Linked DNA regions of Homo sapiens: region 2 is linked to region 1. Evidence: read pairs that join two places in POLR2A ChIA-PET (ENCODE). Cell type or tissue: CD4-positive, alpha-beta T cell. All regions are shown on one strand.

Region 1 (2,500 bases):
AAGAGAGTGGGAAAGTAAATGGACTAGAAGAATACAGAACAATTCTCAAAAGTCATTAAGGCCCCACATGAGGATAATGAACATTAATTTACATTGATACCAATAAGCACAACTATGTGTTCTTTCCAAGCTAGGTTTGGTTATGCAGATGTAGACACCCACCAGGCAATAGCTGAATTAATCAGGGTTGTGGTTTTGCCAAGGCAATATGATGAGGTAAGAGAGAAAGGCAAAGGATTTGAGGATGAAATAAAGTGAATGATTATAGTGTTTGACTATGGAATTTAAACTGAGGAAGGAGGGAAAAGTGGCCCACAGGAAGAGGTGAGATAGCTAAAAAAAATGGTAGGATCAGTAGACTGTAGGTTCTAGTTGGATCCAAGGCTTGTTAGAGTTACAATATAGACAGACGAGTTAGAAACCCATGGCTTATGCCTGTAATCCCAGCACTTTGGGAGGCTGAGACAGGTGGACTGCTTGAGCCCAGAAGTTTGAGACCAGCCTAGGCAACATGGCAAAGCTCTGTGTCCACAAAAAATACAAAAATTAGCTGGGCATGGTGATAATTCCAGCTACTTGGGAGGCTGAGGCGAGAGGATCCAATGAGCCCAGGAGGTTGAGTCTGCAGTGAGCCGTGATCAGGACACTGCACTCCAGCCTGGGCAGCAGAGAAAGACTCTGTCAGAAGGAAAAAAAGAAAGAAAGAGGGAAAGAGAGGAGAAAGGAGAGAGAGAAAAAAAAGAGAAAGAGAAAGAAGGAAAGAAAGAAAGAAAATAAAGAAAAGAAAGAAAGAAAGGGAGAGAGAGGAAGGGAGGAAGGAAGGAAGGAAGGAATGGAGGGAGGGAGGAAGGGAGAGGGGGAAGGAAAGAAGGAGGGAAAGAAGGAGGGAAGGAAGGAAGGAAAGAAGGGAGGAAAGAAGGAAGGAAGGAAGAGAGGAAGGAAGGAAGAAAGAAAGGGAGGAAGGGAGGGAGGGAAGGAAAAGAGGGAAAGAAGGAGGAAAGGAAGGAAGGAAGAAGAGAAAGAAAGAAAAGTGGTTGTCAGAGAATAGTATGCAGCAAATTGAGATTATGAAGCTATTGCAATTATTGGCAACGAGAAGATCTAGGATATAATTACGAGAATGATGAGCTGAGGTATGGTGGAAGACAAGATTATTGGAGAAGAGATATCCAAGGAACTAAATGGCCAGGTTTTTGGAAGTTTCTCCCATGTGTTTATTAACATTACCAAGAATTAAGACAGGAGTAGTAAACAGTGGGTCAGGAAATAAAAGCAAGAAATGAAGGACAATGGAGGGGAAAATGAGGAGATGTTGGTCAAAAGGGTACAAACTTGAAGTTATAAGATTAGTAATTTCTGGAGACCTAATGTACAACACTGTGACTATAGTTAGTAATAATGTATTGTATACTTGAAATTTGCTAAGAGAGTAGATATTGAGTATTCTTAACTTACAAGACTATAAATATGTGAAGTGATGGATATGTTAATTAGCTTGATTGTGGTAATAATTTTATAATGTGTATGTGTCTCAAAACATCATATTGCACACTTTGAATATATATTTTCATTTGCCAATTATACCTCAATAAGGCTGAATTAAAAAAAAAAAAGCAAAATTCCCAGATCCTACCAAGAAGAAAATGAAAATAAAAGAAATGAAGAACCGTAACCCAGGTGGCTAGGAGACAGAAGCAATAATGGAGACAGTGGATGATATAGTCTGATGACCTGAGCCTCACATCTGAGTATTTTTTTTAGGGAGAAAGAAGTGAGAATGCTCTGAAACTGGTGACAAGGAGCAAAGAGGACACATACTCCCACCTGGCCCCAGTTGTATGGAAGAAGAAATATCTTACCACTTGACAGTGTAGGAGTAGGCTCAGGAGAGAGCTAGGTTTCAATTAGAGCAAGTGAGGGGAACCTTTAGAGAGGGTTGAAGATATAGAACTGTTTGTTGATGCTGGATCATGAGTTGCAAAGGACACAGTGTTAAAGGTTTCGGAAATTAGGGAGTGGTGGGAAAAACGAATAAAATAGGAGATATGCACAGAGTAGAAATTAGAATGGGAAATGAATAGGAAAGAGAGTATTGTGCTATTTGCAGATTTAATCTCAGACTAATTTTAGTGGGCTGGAGGCAGAGACTAGTGGTAAGGTTGTAAGCGTTGAGGAACAAGGAATAGTGGTTTTCCAGGAATTCCTCTTGATCCTACAGAAGGAGGCAAAGACATCTAGGAAGGCAGAGTCTTCCTCAGGCTCAAGGAGTCCCCTCTTGGTCCTGACAACAGCAATTAGATCCAATGTCCTCGGATGATTCTTGACTCCTGCCAGGAGAAAAGTCTTTCTACAAGTATATGGGGCTCTCACTTGACCCTTGGCTGATGAAGGCAAGCTGATCAGGGGAGGCCAGATCTTCCTCCGACTATGTAACAGCTTCTTTCTAGCCCCTGTTGATGGAGTTGAAAAGGCCTAAAGAGGCTGGAAGTAGGTCTCTGCA
Region 2 (2,500 bases), 150 kb before region 1:
ATATTATTAAATGCCTCCACCTTTCACCTCTTTTATGAAAGAAGCCCATTCAAGGCCACTGAATGAATCTCACATGCAGCTTGTCTAGCTGTACATTCGCCTGCACATTCAACGCTGAGTTATTATATTTCTGAAAACAGGTATTCCTATGATTTCCTGGCCTGGGTTCTTAAAGGACTTTTGAAAGAAGCATTGTATTTTTCGATTTGAAACAAGTCCTCCATAGTTCCCAGGAGACCCTTCTTCTTAAGTGTGATTGGCTTCTCTGTGTTTGGTAATGTGAGTTTGGTTGTAGTTTGCTGCACATATGAAACAAACAGAAGGGAAATCCAGGCAGCGAGGCCTTTAAGCAAACTCTAGGTTATTTCAACATGTAGAAATCATTTTGAGTCTCAGTTTATTGTCTGCAGAAGGAAAGCTCATAAATGGCAGTAGCAGCCTGTGGGGAATAATGACTTCATTAGAACACCTATAACCTGATTGCAGTAGTACATACATGCACATTATTAAGTTTAATAATGAATTTATTTTATGGACATCTTCTAATTATGGCAAGTGGTACTAGATTTCCATTTGTACTATAACATAGAATTTTCTCTTAAAGTAAATTTACTTAAGTAAAAAAGGTGATCTGAAGAATAATACTAAGTAATCTTGTAAGTGGTATGAAGATATGGAAAGGCAATAATAAAAGTGGCCCTTGAATAAGAGAACTGACTGCAAACCTGAGACACTGGTGTAGCATCGTGTGCCTCTTGCTTTAACTTGGGAATCAGGCTCTGATGTGGAAAATGCTTCCAAAAGTCTGGATATTGGTACAGTGGATTCCGGCTGTTCAGGACACTTAGCAAGGGAGCAGGAGGCAGAGGGAGTGAGTGGCATCTGAGGACCAGAAAAGTGACCCCCATGTAGTGAAAGGAGGGCTGGCTAGGAAGACAGAGGTGGGTATCAAAAGCTCTGTATCTGCCTTTTCCCCCAGGTCTAAGAGAAAAACATTGTGTCCTAGAGCAATTCTCAGTGAGGGGAAAGCCCGATTCTGCAAGAATCAGGGGAAATTTATATTTACAAAAGAAAAAAAAGAAGTCCACAGTTTCTGTAAGAAAAGAAGTCCACAGTTTCTGTAAGTCCTAATGGTATCCTGGGCAGGAAAGTTTGGCAGTCAACTCTCTTTTCCCTTTTTCTTATCACTTGGAAATTTCTGTGGACTAGCTTGGTGGAAACCAGACTCCAACCGTGCTGGTGTTGCTTCTCCCCAGGTATGCCCCCGTGGGTATTCTCTTCCTGATTGCTGGGAAGATTGTGGAGATGGAAGACATGGGTGTGATTGGGGGGCAGCTTGCCATGTACACCGTGACTGTCATTGTTGGCTTACTCATTCACGCAGTCATCGTCTTGCCACTCCTCTACTTCTTGGTAACACGGAAAAACCCTTGGGTTTTTATTGGAGGGTTGCTGCAAGCACTCATCACCGCTCTGGGGACCTCTTCAAGGTATGTATGTATGTGTGGAAAATGAGTCTGAAATGTTACCTTGAACCAGGGCCCCTCAAGTAGGGTGTAGGAGAAGCCATTTTATTCTGAGTTTTAAACTTCCAAGAATGATGAGTTAGCTTTCTCATTTCTGATGTCAATCACACCTGTTTGGGATTCAGGAAATGCCTGGCTACATATCTTTTGTGGGGACAAATTGGAAATCAACTATCCTTTCCCGTCCACTTCATCTCTCTTTAGTTGACATTTGCCTGAGGGAGAAGAGGCAGAGTGACTTGGCACAGGCTGTCGTGATGAGGGCATGATCACAAGTGATGCCTCACAGAGGAACCCAGAAGCAGGAGAGCTGCCAAATGACCCCGTGAGGGGACCACACTGTTCTTAACCTGCTCCCCTATTTATACAATTGCTGACTTAGTTCCCTTTAAGTTAGAACATGGGAGAGGAAGGAACTGTCTGTCCCAAAGACCAAACGCACAGACAGTCAGAACTACCAGGACACTCAGCTGATGTGCCCTATTTCACTGTTCTCAGTTCTGCCACCCTACCCATCACCTTCAAGTGCCTGGAAGAGAACAATGGCGTGGACAAGCGCGTCACCAGATTCGTGCTCCCCGTAGGAGCCACCATTAACATGGATGGGACTGCCCTCTATGAGGCTTTGGCTGCCATTTTCATTGCTCAAGTTAACAACTTTGAACTGAACTTCGGACAAATTATTACAATCAGGTACAAGGAAAGAGTTCTATACACCCTTTCTTAAGAATGCCTTTAAGGCTGGGCGTGGTGGCTCACGCCTGTAATCCTAACACTTTGGGAGGCCAAGGCGGGTGGATCTCCTGAGGCCAGGAGTTCAAGACTAGCCTGGCAACATAGTGAAACCCTGTCTCCACTAAAAATACAAAAATTAGCCAGGCCTGGTGGCACGGGCCTGTGGTCCCAGCTACTTGGGAGGCTGAAGCAGGAGAATTGCTTGAACCCGGAGGCAGAGATTGCAGGGAGCTGAGATC

Evidence for each region. ChIA-PET counts read pairs that join two places held together with the same protein. Peaks named below come from ENCODE experiments on the same cell type or tissue, not always from the same donor. Only the 100,000 strongest peaks of a DNase experiment are listed, where the experiment ranks them.
Region 2: POLR2A ChIA-PET joins it to region 1 with 5 read pairs; 2 of 35 experiments call an interaction of 5 or more read pairs at or near these places.

The regions. Positions count from the first base shown.
Region 1 is chr5:36,825,977-36,828,476 of GRCh38, forward strand. No RefSeq gene overlaps it. Among named protein-coding and RNA genes, the nearest start is that of NIPBL-DT, 49 kb to the right of the region's middle. In CD4-positive, alpha-beta T cell, no CTCF peak of the experiment used is centred here; no DNase peak of the experiment used is centred here; H3K27me3 peaks cover 430 bases.
Region 2 is chr5:36,678,371-36,680,870 of GRCh38, forward strand. It overlaps SLC1A3 (solute carrier family 1 member 3), which reads left to right. Exons shown (of 10, transcript NM_004172.5): 7 at 1,257-1,490; 8 at 2,025-2,219. The region is part of intron 1 of SLC1A3-AS1 (SLC1A3 antisense RNA 1); the gene reads right to left. Among named protein-coding and RNA genes, the nearest start is that of SLC1A3-AS1, 46 kb to the right of the region's middle. In CD4-positive, alpha-beta T cell, no CTCF peak of the experiment used is centred here; DNase peaks (open chromatin) are centred at 1,391 and 1,841.